Linked DNA regions of Homo sapiens: region 1 is linked to region 2. The links are chromatin contacts, found by Hi-C or POLR2A ChIA-PET in ENCODE. All regions are on one chromosome and are shown on one strand. The core of a region is the stretch at or near the end of the contact, and the rest is flanking DNA. Distances in the headings are between cores, read along the strand shown.

Evidence for each region. Hi-C counts contacts between places; a loop is a spot of excess contacts on that map. ChIA-PET counts read pairs that join two places held with the same protein, here RNA polymerase II (POLR2A). Pooled maps may share reads with other maps.
Region 1: a map of endothelial cell of umbilical vein shows a loop between it and region 2 (3-fold over the local background). The contact joins two enhancer-like sites. A Hi-C loop is called at or near these places in 8 of 168 maps with a recorded cell type or tissue (MCF 10A, Right ventricle myocardium inferior, ascending aorta and 4 more) and 4 of 50 pooled maps. POLR2A ChIA-PET finds 5 or more read pairs at or near these places in 5 of 52 experiments (A549, AG04449, AG04450 and 2 more).

The regions. Positions count from the first base shown.
Region 1 is chr1:201,593,596-201,601,089 of GRCh38, reverse strand. All of the region lies in intron 2 of NAV1 (neuron navigator 1), which reads right to left. LOC124904482 (a long non-coding RNA gene) reads left to right here. Exons shown (of 2, transcript XR_007066789.1): 2 at 661-1,244. Among named protein-coding and RNA genes, the nearest start is that of NAV1, 58 kb to the right of the region's middle. Within about 2 kb of position 1,354, at least 7 of the 41 ENCODE cell types and tissues checked have a DNase peak (open chromatin) inside an H3K27ac peak, as active enhancers do; they include endothelial cell of umbilical vein, where a contact is called at or near this core.
Region 2 is chr1:201,552,804-201,560,032 of GRCh38, reverse strand. The region is part of intron 1 of NAV1 (neuron navigator 1); the gene reads right to left. Among named protein-coding and RNA genes, the nearest start is that of NAV1, 17 kb to the right of the region's middle. Within about 2 kb of position 5,757, at least 6 of the 41 ENCODE cell types and tissues checked have a DNase peak (open chromatin) inside an H3K27ac peak, as active enhancers do; they include endothelial cell of umbilical vein, where a contact is called at or near this core.

The DNA.
Region 1 (7,494 bases), core at 105-2,604, 45 kb before region 2:
CCTCCAGCTGAGTAGCTCCCTGGAGCTAGATGAGACGGGTGACTGCTATGGCTGCCATAAGTCTGTCTCTGACCAGAAGCCAGAGCAGGAGACAACCTGGAGTATCCAAGAGCTTGGGAAGAGGAAAAGAGAACAGCAGGTTTACTGAACAGCTTTGGCAGAGACCCAGGGAAGGGCAAACCTCCCCAGGAGATGGCTCCTAGAACTAAGGAAATGAAACTTCCAGAGCCAGACTTCAGGTAGGGAATCTCTCAAGTGCTAGAGGATTGTGATCCCAGGACAAACTTGATCTTGAGGGCTTTTCGGCTCAGGAGAGTCCTTTGCTCTTTTACTAGGACTGAGGGATCAGGTACCTTAGTGTTGTAAGCCTCCCCAGGCTTGAAATTTCTGACTCATCTTGGTCCATTTTTTTTTTGTCACTCCCTCACCTATTTTTTTGAGTTTTTATTTTGAAGTAATTTTAGATTTACAGAAAAGTTGCAAAGATAGTACAGAGTTCCCATCTACGCTTCACCCAGTTTCCCCTAATTTTAGAATTTACATAACCACGGTACATTTGCTAAAACTAAGAAATCAACACTGGCACATTACTATTAACTAAAGTATAGACTGTATTTGGAGTCCACCAGTTCTTCCACTAATGTTCTTTTTCTGTTCCAGGATCCATGTTTGAAGAGACACAAACTTTTTGAAAACTCCAGCCTGTCTCCACCATGCTTCAGGGGAAAAGGAGAAGTCGTTGGGGTTATTGTCCACTTTTGGTTCAGAGCAGGATAGCACCACACAGGGCATGGGGCAGGAGTAAAAGGAAGAGAAAGTCACAGAGAAACAGAGAAAGCAAGTCAAGGGAGGAGGCTCACTCAGCAACCTGGAGAGACCTGGAGAGTCTCTCCTTTGGGGCTTTTCTCTGCTCCAGCCTTGGGGACCCCTCTGGTACAGAGGTCATTCACTGTACAAAGGCTTTCAGGGATGACTGGGGCCTACGTCCCAGGAGTTGGAAGAATGAGGTATCCCGAGTCACAGATGAGCCGCTTTGCTTAAGACCCTTCCTCTCTAGGGCAGATAACCGGGCCCAAGCTGTCTCCTCGGTTCAGAGCCCAGAGCTTGGCCTGTGACTTTAAAACTCAGCCCCTATTTTTGAGCACATAGCACTTCATAATAAATAGCAGAGAAAGTGAAGCTGAGACAAGATTGTATCTCAGCAGAATTGTTTCCAAATAAAGTGTTGTTTTTTCCCCCTCAAACTCTCCCTGGAGATGCCTATGGTGCTTAAAAACCACTAAATATCTCTCCTTGTTTATGACACAGACGCCATCCCTCCCTCCCCCTGTCCCTGAGCCTGGTCTCTTTTATAGCAATTGCGTGAGTGGCGCTGAAGAGAATCAGAGCAGGCGCTCGGAAGCCTGCCTGATGGTTCCCCCTCCTAGTAAGAGGGGCTCATGACAGACGCAAAATTCATGGAGAGAAGCTCCCATGACTTGAGCATCGAAGTGGGCCCTAAGTCCTGGATTTCGCTGGCTGCCTGCCACAGACTCTGAACTGCCAGAGAATCCATTCTTCTGTACCACCTGTGGGTCAGGACCTCATGAAACCCTTAACAAATTCATTTTGTGCTCTGTGCTTACAAGGCGCACAGGGAACTGGAATTGCATCTGGGAAAAAGGGATGGAAGGGGCCGTCCAAGGAGAGGTTAATGGACTAGGGTGGCTGATTCCAGAGTGAAGGTCAAAGGGAGGCTGGCTCATGGACCTTGCAGATATAATGCCTTTGTTCTCTGTTCCCACTGAAAACAGGCCCTGCAAAAGGAAGTCCTCCTCTAGCCATAAAGATTGGGGTTGGATACAAGAAAATGACATGAGGAGGAGCTGGGAACCTTGAATCACGTGATCCAAAGAGAGTGTGACCTCATTGTCCCAGAGGGTTCTCCTTGCAGGGTTTTGCCTCCTGGGGGGCCCAACCTGGCCAGCTAAGCCCAAGTGGGGAGGCTGTCAGGGTGGGTGACTGTCAGCAGGCAGAGATCTGGCCTTATGCCTCCCCATATGCTAAGTGGGGCCAACAAAAGTCCTGTCCCCACTAGAGGCTCCAGAAATGTTTTCTGAATGACAGGCAGCTCCTTCCTGATGCCAATGCCCCACCTGATAATGATCATCTGTCCAGAGGCAGGGGGAGGGATGTCATGGCCTCTGTATAGCCTATCAGCTCCAGGGTAAGCCACAGAAAACAATAACACCCCCCTCCCACTTACTTCTGTCCCCAAACTGAAGACTCGGGTTCCTCATGGCCGGGACCCTACCAGCTTGTAGTTTCACAGCCTTTTTAAAATGGCAACACGATGACTGCCCTCACCCACTGCTTTTACTGCATCCATTAGCTCAGCTCCTTCTAGTCGGGGGAAGGCAATTGACAGATGATGAACTTGAGGTTTGGAGAGTGTGAGAGATTGTCCAAGGTCACAGCTCCACCCCCTGCTCCTATTCCAGGCGAAGCACATCCAGTTGGTCCTGTGGTCCTGCCAGTTTTCTTGGCCCTTGCTCTCTGGTCTTACCACCCTAACTCAGGCAGTTCCGATTCCTCACCAGGACACACACTTTGTTCTCCCGGCCCCACGCCGCATGGCCCACTCACACCATTTCCACCCTGAGGCCAAAAAGACCTGATCGAATTGTGGTTCTGATAACGACCCTCCTACGGGGTAAAATCAAGTTTCTTGGGGGTCCTCTAAGATCCTCCAGCACTTGATTCCTCCCTATTTCCCAGACTCATCTCTCTGCCCTGCCTCATTCTTTATCTTCAAGTTTTACTGAATAGTTTATCATTTATCCACACACCACGAGGTTTCAAGCTTATCCTTAGCTAATTTCTATTCATCCTCCAAGCTCAGCTCAGACGTCATCCCTTCCAGGAAGGCCTCTCTGACCTTCTGTAAGTGGCCCTGAGCTGCCAGAGCACTGTGTACATAGCGTTGGCTGCTCAGTCACCAGGTATACCTGGCTCATCTCCAAAGCTGCCTTCTTGAAGAACACTTAGCTTTGGCCACCTGGCGCCTGGTATCATGCCTGGCACGTAGTAGACACTCAGTATATATTGGAGGCATTGACGACATCTTGACGCCCAGGCATCCTGCAGCTGAACTCCCTCCCCTTGCTCCCTGGCCAAGGTGGGTGGGGCCTACTTCCCCGACTCTGCTCTCTGGAATCTGGGGCAATGGAGTTGGGCAGGAGATGGCACACCTCACAGGGGAGGGGCCTGCCTCACCTCGTCACACTGGGCCAGGACATCACGGGCACAGCAGGAGGAAATGAGACACAGCTGCCAAGGAAACAGACCAGGAAATCTTCCCCGCGGAACAGGAAGCAGGTGGAGCATGGGGGCTGAGCTTCCGCAGGAGTGTGAGGGAGGAAACCCGGCTCCTGTGCCTCAGGTCCTCCCAGCTTGGCCCTCAGCCTGGTGGAGCAGGGGCTCTGCAGCCTGTGGGAAGGGGTCCTTATGGACTCCCAGCTTGGCCCTCAGCCCGGTGGAGCACGGGCTCTGCAGCCTGTGGGAAGGGATCTTTGCAGATCCTCTTCTCAGGCTTTAACCAGCGGGCCCCAGGGGCATGTTAGGAGATTATGTGATAGTCTGTAGTTTGCACAGTGAGCCTTGACCAGGAAGCCCCCAGGAAGACAGCTTAGCTGTCTTCAGAGTGAGGCCGGAGGGGAAGAAGGAGAGTGTAGGGGGGTATTTGGCCAAGGCCAATGTGTGTGAATCCTGAGAAATGCTGGGTGCCTTAGCTGGGTGAAGGCTGGGAAGCCAGATGGGACTGCAGAAGACCTAGAATGCTCCCTCTCCTCAACCCCCTTCACTGATTCTCCTCTTCGTCCTTAACTTCTCATCACAAGATCGCTTCCTCAGTGACCATTTCCCTAACCTCCTAGACTAGACCAATGTTCTCGTTGCTTCTCCCTTGTTAAAACCCACCCTGCCAGGCCAGGCACGGTGGCTCACGTCTGTAATCCCAGCACTTTGGGAGGCCGAGGCAGGAGGATCACTTGAGGTTAGGAGTTTGAGACCAGCCTGGCCAACATGATGAAACTCCATCTCTACTAAAAATACAAAAATTAGCTGGGTGTGGTGGTGGGCACCTGTGATCTTAGCTACTCAGGAGGCTGAGGCAGGAGAATTGTTTGAACCCAGGAGGCGGAGGTTGCAGTGAGCCGAGATTTCGCCATTGCACTCCAGCCTGGGCAACAAGAGCAAAACTCCATCTCAGAAACAAACAAACAAACAAACAAACAAAAAACAAACAAACTAAAAAAACAACCCGCCCTGCTTGTCCAACATCTTCCCATTGGGCTGGAAACTCTGTTGGGGCAGGGACCATATTTCGTTCACCACTCTATCTCCCACACCTAGTGCAGTCCTGTAAATATAGTAGATGTTCAATAAATATGGTGGAATAAGTGGCCACAGGAAGTAACTGGAGAATGATGGAAATGGGAATCTCATGACCAGGCACTAAGTCTGGGCCAAAGACAGAGCCAGAGAGTGACAGTGTCTGCCCTTTCCTGATCCATAAACAAACAAACAAACAAAAAGTCCTGAGGAGTTCTTTGAAAGTCCAGCCCATGAGCTGCTGTGGTTCTTTCACATGAGCCCAGCCAGTAACAGGACTGGCTTGACCAAGCTCCCTCTTCAGTGCATCCAAAACCCTGGGCTAACTTGAGCTAACCTCAGGGCTGGGGTTAGGGTACCCCAAAGAAGGGAAGAGAGTCCCTGTCATCAGGAAGCCCTTGGACTAATGAGAGATACACGAAGGTGCCCTTGGCAATTTCCCAGCCTGATGGGAGAGATGGGGTCTACAGGTGGACAGAGGCTCAAGAGAGAAATAATAACAGCAAACACTGATGGACACGTACCACATGCCAGGCATTGCTTCCAGCATTTTATGTGTATCAACTCATTTCATTTTCACAAAACCCCATTGGGTAGATAATGTTGTTGTTATCATTTTATGGTGAGAAAACTGAGATGCAGTGAGGTTAAGGCGCTTGCCTTAATCACACAATCAAGACGTGGGGTCGCTAAGATTTAAGCCCAGGCTGCTGGCTCCAGAGCTGATATTCTAAACCATGACTCCACAGCATCTCTGGTATGAGTGATGCACATAACTGAAGAGGACGCAGTCCCGAAGCGAAGTTAACCACAGTTAGTTAATGAGCATCCTAGAGGAGGAGAATGCTGCATCAGGAAGGACATGGCTTGGTGGAAGAGGCAGAAGAAGGGCACCTTGGTTGCAGGGGACACGTAAGTGATGACTGAGACAGCACAGGAAAATCTGCTTTCAACTCGGCCAGGAGGCAGAGAGATGGAATTTCTTCTCCCTTCCCTTGGCTGGAAGACAGTGGCCATGTTGGAGGCCAGCTTCTAAACCCAACTGAAATTCCCAGACCCAGCCCACTTGCTGTGACAGTGCACACTGCTGTGCCTGCCTGCCCCTACCCTGGCCCCACTATGCCCCCAGTCCCTGCCTCGGATTGATCAGAAACCTGGTATGGCCTGGAGAGGAGGGACCTGGTGAGCAGAGGTGAGAAACAGACTCGGCGCCCCTTGGCACTTGGGGGAGGGAGGAGGCTTCCAGGAAGCACTTGAAGAAAGGATAGCCACTGAGCCAGAGAATGGGAAAGAGAGAGCTGGCTGGAGCCTCTGAAGATCTGGCTTATTGAGAAAGCTTTAGTTGAAAGGAAGGGATTTGTTGAATGAAGGAAGAGAAGCAAAGCAGTCTTCAGTTCTAAGCATGAGTCAGGGTGAGGTGCCTACTACTACCCTTACACATCCTTGTGCCTAGCACACTGTCAGGGCCCACAGAAGAGCTGACAAAATTGAACCCAAATAAGCAGGCTTTGCAGCAGAGGCAGACACCTTAGCTCGGCCTGAGATTCCCTGGGTTATCAGTACTAAGGACTGGGGTCCCACTGGTGGTGGGAGTGCCTCAGGACCAGCCCAGACTCTCAGCCTTGGAGGTGTGCTTGGATACAGTCCTCAGGCGTGGCAGGTCCACACTAGAGACATGAAGCAATCCTCAGCTGCTTTCACATCCCTCCCCTCAACGGCCTCCTCGCTGTGCTAGGCACAAGAGCAAAGCACCTTGCCCTTGCCTAATGCTTAGCCCAGATGCCCTCCTGCATAGAGAAGGTTCAAATATTCCCTGCTCAGTGCTCCCTTTCTCAGGCCTGACCCTCTAAACTGGTCTCTGAATCCTGGAGCAGCGAGGGGGCTTCAGCAGGTTCCCGTGCTGGACAGCTCCCAGAGCCCCAGTTTCAGGGTGGAGCCTGCCCTTCCTGCTGTTCTGCCCCAGGGCTCTACACAGACAAGGCTGTCCAGAGAAAGGCCAGCTCCCCGTAAACCCCACAGCCCCTCACTCACTTCACCTCACGACCCATGTATCACAGAGATAACCTATTTCCGATTCTGCCTCAAGGGATAATGCTACTTTGCTGCCTGCCTGTCCTCCTCTCCCCATCCTTTTAGAGTAACCCAGCAAAGCCAGTCCTCAACTATGCTGATAGAGAGTTTATGGGGCCTGCATGGGGAGCTCTGCCACCAAAGACTAACCCGGCTTCGCCTCTGGCTACTCAAAGTCCACAGACCTCTGATTACAGGGCTCTCTTCAAGCTGGCTCCTAAGGCTCCCTCCCGCAGGTTCCTGCAGACCCCATGCAGCCTGGGAGCTCCACAAGCTTTCCATTCCAGCAACCACCTCCTCCCCTCCCTTTCTCCTGGGTCATGCTGAGCCCCAACCCTGCCTTGACCAAGAGGCTATGAAATGAACAAGTGAGGCCAAAATAAGGCCCTGCCCACATGATGCACTCCCTTAGCCCAGGTATAGGGGTTGCTTGGGCCCAAAATGGCCTTTTGATCTACCAATGGGCAAAGAAGTACCACTCCCGGGCAACCCGCTCGGGTCCCCTTCCACGCTGTGGAAGCTTTGTTCTTTCACTCTTCACAATAAACCTTGCTACCACTCAAAAAAAAAAAAAAAGTGCCACTCCCTTGCCTGCTGCCAGACTTCTTGGCTCTCAGCTCATGGCTGGTGCTATTCTCAGGATGGCTTGCTACATTCAGCCTCTTCCCACCTGCACTGATGGTGGTCCCACTACCCTGACCCCTCAGGGCCTGAAGGCAGAGTCTTAACACCTGCTCTTGATTCATCCCCATCCTGGTGAGCCTCCAATGGCCCCAGGCTCATCCATCCTCCCTGCAGCTGCAACTAGAGCAAAAGCAGAAGGGATAGTACTGAAAGTGGGGAGTGGCTCAGAGTTGGGAAGAAGCCTGTGCTGAGGCCAATAGGAGCCACAGTTTGATGGTGGGAGAGGAAAAAGAATATGTACTCAGACACATGCTAAACTGCCCCCTTCCCTTCCCCCATGACAATGTTGCAATCATTGCAACATACAAATGACTGCACATATCGTGCGGGCCCAGTACATGGAAGCTCAGAGGACTCCTGAGAAAAGAC
Region 2 (7,229 bases), core at 4,508-7,007:
ACCCTGCCTGGCTTCCCGCACAGTGCAGGACTGCCCCAGCCTGAGCCTCTCACCCCAACTTTCTTCCAGTCTGAGAAGGAGGGGACACGTGCCTGTGGGACCTGCTTCCTTAGCCCACAAGATGCAGAGCTGCGAGCTGCCTGCATAGGAGAGGAGGGCGTGGGGATCGGGCTGGGTTCTGCTGGGCAACTGCACCCTCTGGTGGCGGCAACAGGAAGATGCAAGGCCATGCAGACAAAGGCCGAACCAGATTCTTCCTCCTTCCCAGAATCCCTCTACACCGCCTTTATTAAGCACCTATTGGCGGATGGCACGGGGTTCTGTCCAAAGAGAAGTGGATGGACACTGCACTGTTCTTAAGGGCTGCTAAATGAAACCTGCACAGGAGAAAGGAGGCTAATCCTTCCACAGCTCTGGGCTAACAGGCCTTCCCTTTCCTCACACTCCAGCTTCAGCGATCAGTGCTTCAATGGACAATTTTGCTGCCCTCTGCCCACATGCATGGCACCTCGACCATCATCTCGGACAAAGCTTCTCACCTCCATCAAAACCCTGCTCCCAGTCGTAACTCTAAGGACCCTCAGCCTCCCCCAACCTACAAGAGACTTAAAAGCAGCAACTGTTGGAAGAGCACTGTTCCTGGTGGTTTATGTGCGAGTCTCCAGTGTCAGATCCTCCAAGGGTGTGCTTCTGGTCTCTCCAAATGGATGGGGAGCTTCTCAAGGGCAGGAAACATTTATTGAGCATCTATTTCATAGCCAGGCCCTTTATAACCACAATTCATGGTAGCCTCTCGGCAGGCCCGTAAGGACCATAAATAACCCCCAATTTACAGAGGGGAAACGGGCTCCAGAAGGCCAAGAGCTATCAACAACCCCTTTCCATATGCCTGGCGCTATGCTAAAGGTGTTATACGCGTTATCTCCTTCAATCCTTGTGAACAAGGTTATCCAATGAGCTAGGTTAAAATTATTCCCATTTTACAGATGAAGGTGTTGGGGCTCAGAAAACGATACCCCATAATATGGCCTTTTGACATGCTGAACTAAAGAAGCAGACTCAAGGTACCTCTGACTTCCCCCACCCCAACTCCTGCCTCTCAATCATCCATCTTTCTCAAAGCACAGGATGAGACTATTCTCTGGAATTCTCTTATCTCCCTAGAAGCCAGACCCCAAAGAGGAACACAATTGCTTTTGATTCCTTCCCTGAAGTTTTATTAACCATAGAAGATTAAAATTCATATCACAGAGGAAGAGACTGAAAATTAAACACCACACCTGTGCCGGGCGCGGTGGCTCACGCCTGTAATCCCAGCACTTTGGGAGGCCGAGGCGGGTGGATCACGAGGTCAGGAGTTCAAGACCAGCCTGACCAACGTGGTGAGACCCCGTCTCTACCAAAAATACAAAAATTAGCCAGCGTGGTGGTGTGCGCCTGTAATCCCAGCTACTCAGGAGGCTGAGACAGGAGAATCGCTTGAACCCGCGAGGCAGATGTTGCAGTGAGCCGAGATTGTGCCACTGCACTCCAGCCTGGGCGACAGAGCAAGATTCCATCTCAAAACAAACAAACAAAAAACACCACACCTAGATCCCAGACAAATTTTGTCCCAAACCAGTGTTCGTTCTTTGGTTCCATTCAATTCCCAAAGAGAATGATTTACTAACCATTATCTGAGCACTGGGCTCATTCATTTCCCCGAAAAATCACTGCCTACTCTTCAAAATGGCCATATGGCCCGCATTTCCCCTTCCCCTATGTAGAAGGGTATATAAGCCTCTGGACCTCACTGGGTTATGGAGTGACCATTCTCCTGTGATTCCCATGAGCTTATGCACGTTAAATAAGTTTATCTGCCTTTTATCTACATATCGTCAGTTTATTTTCAGTGAAGTTTCAGAGGGTGGTGGGAAAGCTTTCCCTTGGCTCCTACAAAGCACGAAAACATTGAGGGGATAAATAATATGCACGAAGTCGCACAGCTAGGAAGAGGCAGCAGGATAGAAACCCAGTTCTGTTTCACCCTTATTCTTATCCCTGGTTTCTGTTTTTGTTTTTTGGAGTCCAGGCCTCCTCCTTTCTGCCCCTCCAAGCCCCTTGCGCAGGGTTCCATGCACAGCTCAGTCACCGCCCAGCACATAGATGGCTTCCTTTCCGCAGCCCCTGAGGAGTCCTTTCGTCCTTCTACAGCCAACTCCAGAAACTACATAGAGTGCTTTCTTCCTGTCTCTCTTCATCCCTTCCACTCCTATTGGAACAAAACCACGTTTGACATTTCTCAGCATTATTACATTAAACAGGCTGGATCTCAGCCAGCTATTTCTGGGCTTTAATTACTTGTTCTATCTAGCCTAAGTGGTGTGGGCAAGCCGGTCCTCAGTTAACCCACCTGAAAACTGGGAAGATCAGGAACTATCTCCTAGAATTTGATTACCAGCCAAGGACGGTGCTAATTTGGAGGTGGTAGTTAAGTGTTTTGGGGAGGCTGGGTGGTTTCTGACTTTAATTCTCTCTAAGACTAGCCCAGGGGAACCTCTGGGGCCACAGTGCAGCTTTGTAAGTGATCTCCCCATGGGGAGTAAATGTCCTGGAATCAAGCCCTAAGGCAGGCCCCTAATTCCTTGCATGTGTGATTGGGCACACAAGCCTCAGGACACGTCTGAAGGCTGTCCTGTGGGCTGTGCTGAAGGACATTGGACAAGCACATCCCCCAACCCTTTGTCTTTCTTCCAGAATCTCTTGCATTGTTTCACAAAAGGAGCAGCACAGAAGTTGAAATTCACCCAGGCACCTCAGAGGGCATTGGGCTCCTGCCTCAGGTACTAATTGCAATCCAATCTGGCTGAATGATTGGGGCTGAAATGTGGCATTTCACCATCACAGTTGGTGCCGTGGGAATGCATAGAAATCTTCAACTTGACACCAAACTGGACTTCCCTAGGGCTTCCTAAGAGAAACAGTAGATCATTTTCATCTCAGCCCCCTCCAAGCCTTAAGTGGGGGCCCTGTGGTCTGGCAGGATCATGGAGTCAGGGTTCCCGGGACCCTGGCTGACTCATCTTCCTCCTTTGCACCAGAGACGAGTCTACTGGTCTGAGCTTTTGCCTGAGATATTTGCCCGTAGAATTAAGCCCCTGTTTTTACAGGGGGAACACTAATGATTTTCTAGGGCTCTCCATTGAGAGGTCACTTGAGACCCGTTTTCCACACAGGCATTTGGAGGATGGTGCTCTTTGCTGGTGAGGAGAGGGGCATTTCTCCAGAGAGGGCCCCAAGGACTGGTGGCAAGCCTCTATGGAGGGGGCAGGGCTGGTCCTTAGACCTCTGCTGCTGGCCCAGGTTGGACTAAGGTTGGGGCTAGGACAGCAGAGGGGAAGAGTCCAAGTATTTTTCTCCCCTTGCCTGGAAGGCCCCCCAGTTCCCTCCCCTCCAACCCAGTCTTTGCCTGACTTAATTCCTGCAAGCCCAGGAGGAGGAATTCACCTCCCAAGAGGCCCTTCCTGCCCCTCCAGGGGTTACAGTCCCTCCACTGTCCCCCCACTGTCCTGAGCTATTACAACTGGGGTGTAATCACTGGTTTGCTTACCAGACCTTTTTTTTTTTTTCTTTTTTGAGACAGGGTCTTCCTCTGTCCCCCAGGCTGGAGTGCAGTGGTGCGATCTCAGCTCATTGCAACCTCTGCCTCCCAGGTTCAAGAAAGTCTCCTGCCTCAGCCTCCCGAGTAGCTGGGACTACAGACACCCACCACCATGCCCGACTAATTTTTTTATTTTTATTTTTTGTAGAGATGGGGACTCTGTATGTTGTCCAGGGTGGTCTCAAACTCCTGGGCTCAAACAATCTACCCACCTTGGCCTTCTAAAGTGACAGGCATGAGCCACTGCTCCAGGTCTCAGACTATTTTTTATAAAAGAGCGTTATACTGTTTGTCCTTAGCACCTAGGACAGTCCTAAGCTGTGGCTAATATCTAGTGAATGAATGAATGGATCAGTGAATTAATGAATGTGGCATTTTCAATCCCCACTTTCGGACCTGAAATCCTAAGTCTCCCAACTCAAATACCTCTTGGGCCTTTTCCACAGACTGTTCTCTTGGGGTTCCAGATAGGCCGACCTCAAGTAGTACCCCAGAAGCTGTTATTAAATCTGCCCCGCCCCCCGCCCCCCATCTCCCTTCACAGCACCTTTGCTCCAGCACCCGGGAACCCATCTGGCTCCCGAATCCCCACTGCCCCTCCCTTTTCTGGCCTCTCTTTCGGAAACACCTTTTTCCTGCCTCCATTAGGCCGCTGTGTTTCCTGCACAGGAAGAGGGCCTTTTGATTCCAGGGTGCTATTTATAGCAGCCCTCCCTCCTTCTGAGCCTCACTAAGGTAGGGGTGATGGCGCAGGGGATGGGGATAGAAGATGCTTGGGACTTTCCAGGGTCCCGGCCACCAGGAGAAGAGGGCTGAGTTCCCAAATGAGGGATGGAACCTAGAGGAAGCTTCTGATCCCCAGACTGGCTTACCCTCCTGACTTCCCCATATCTGTTAGTAGCTCCACAGCTCTCCCAGGCCCCCAGACTCAAAACCTCAGAGCTTCAGAGTCAAGGAGTTGTGGGATTTACATCTAGGGAAGACATTACAGATCATTTTGTAGATGAGGAAACTGAGATCCAGAGAGGAGAAGAGATTTGAACGAGGTCACATAGAATGTTAAAAGTAGGTCTCTGGCCAAAATCTCCCCTGATTCTTGCCTTACCTGCAACAATGACAAAGGATTGCCTCATTCAATCTTGTGGCAGGTGGCATGTTATGGGTTGAATTGTGTCACCAAAAAAGATAATTGAAGTACTAATTCCCAGTGTCTCCGAATGTGACCTTATTTGGAAATAGGGTCATTGAAGAAGTAATTAGTGAAGATGAGGTCATACTGGAGTAGAGTGAGCTCCTAATCTGGTATGACTGCTGTATTTATAAGGAGAGGGAAATTTGGACATAGACATACACAGAGGGAAGAGGATGTGAAGGCCACAGGGAGGAGATGGCCATGCAGCGGTGAAGGCAGAAATCGGAGTGATGTGTCTCTACACCAAGGGATGACAAGGATTGTCGGAAAGCACCGGACACTAGAAGAGGCAAGGAAAAATTCTCCACTAATTTCAGAGGGAGTATGACCCTGCCAACACCTCGATTTCAGACTTCTACCCTCCAGAACTGACACTATAGATTTCTGTTTCATTAAGCCACCCACTTAGTGGTACTTTGTTATGGCAGCCCTAGCAAACTGATCATTTGATGGATAAGGACTCTAAGACTGAGACAGGTTAAATGAGTTACCCAGGTTATATGCCAAAAGGTGCAGGAGGGACTCAACTTTCAGTCCAGTGCTCTTCCAAAAAGACTGCACGACTTTTGGATTCTGCTCTCTGTTGTGTCCCTCCCATGTTCCACAGTCATCCAGTCCTGTTCGGTTTTCCTTTGTAAAAAGTCTCTCCCACGGCTCTTCCTTTCCTTCCCCAGCAGGGCCGCCCTAGCCCAGACTTTGCATGTCAGGAACGTGACAGTACATCTGCTGGCCCAACTCTCCCTCTTCCAAGCCATTAGTTGGTCCCACACCTCTTTATGGAATGCCCACTGCTTGCTAGGTTCTGTGCTATGTGCTGGCTTCCCATCGGTGAACAGAACAGACGTGGTCCCTGCCATTAGGGCCGTCCTGCTGGTAAAACAGCTTCATCATGTCACTTCTTGGCTCCGGGTCACCAGTGTCTCCCCACCACAGGCTCCAGTCTTGCACGTGGACCTGTGTTTCCCACATGCAGGGCCAGACACCCCTGTCTGTCAACACGTGTCAGCTCAATTCAGATTAAAGAATAACATTCTGTCTTATGGGGAAACCAGGGGCCCCTCTACAAATGATCTGAACTTCCCAGCTCCAGGAGATAAAGGCAGCTCCAGTCCATGGAGGGAAGAAAAGGCATTATGGTCTTTTACAGCAAGACACAGAAATGGGGAAGTTGTCTGGGAACAAAGAAGGTGACACTGAACACTTTAAACATCCACTAAGGACCGACCAGCTTAACTCTCAAAACCCTGGCAGATACTCTATTGATGCTGGATAGATGTGAATCCTACCGCAATGAAAGGAATCTCAAGTTTCCTCCCATAAACAAACTGTGGCACATTCATACGTCAGAAATTAAAAGAAGCAAAATACATCATTCAACATGGATGAATCTCAAAAACATTATGCTGAGCTAAGAAGCCAGACACAAAATAGAACCTACCACATGATTCCATTTATATGAAGTTCAAGAGCAGGCAAAACTAATCTATGATGATACGAATCAGAACACGGAGACAGTGGGTGGGAGCACATTGACAAAAGGGACAGGAGGGAAATTCTGTGGGTTGATGGAAATGTTCCATATCTGGATCCGGTGTGGGTCACATGGGCGTATTCATTTGTCAAAAACACATCGATCTGTGTGTTTCACTGTTTGTAAATTATACCTCAATTAAAATAGAAGACAATAGAATAAAAGAAGAGAAAAGGATTCCCTCCTTCTCGGTTGGAACACACAGTGGCTGGCCTTTTGCAGGTGAATATACCCTCACATTTTCTCCTGCTTCTCTCTCTAGACCTGAAATCTGGCTCAAGCTCTGTTCACTCCTCTGGCTGAGTTTAGGAAGCAGCCCAGGCTCTCTACAAAGAGGCAGATGGAAGCAAACAGAGCCGGCAGCCCTGGCCCATGGGCCACTGAGCACAGGCTCTGTCTGGCTTTGTGAGTCAGGCCTTCACCACAGAGGTATCCAGGCTGAGCCCTCCCTGGTGTCCTATTGCCTGGAGATGGCCCCAGCCTGTATTTTGGCTCACAAGCCTCGAGTTTATCATTTCAAATCTCCCACCTTACCATATATTTTGCCTCAGCCACATCTGCGGCTCCTCCTTCCAGAGCCAAGCGGGTGCTATTTACAATGCCCTGGAAACACAGCCTGGGCCAGATAATAGGCCAGTGTTGCCAAACAAAACCCCAGGCCACTCTGCCCCCCTCGTCCCCTGGAGGCCTGCAGTCTGGAGCCCAGAGGGGCCTGAGGGACCATATATCTTAGAGCCAGCACCACAGATAACCCTTCCACCCGTCCATCTGACCCTCAGACAGGGAAGCATCCCCTGTCTGATACGTAAACATCCATTTGGGGATAAATCTACCCCGAAGTATAGTCTGCATGGCTGGGGCTAAAT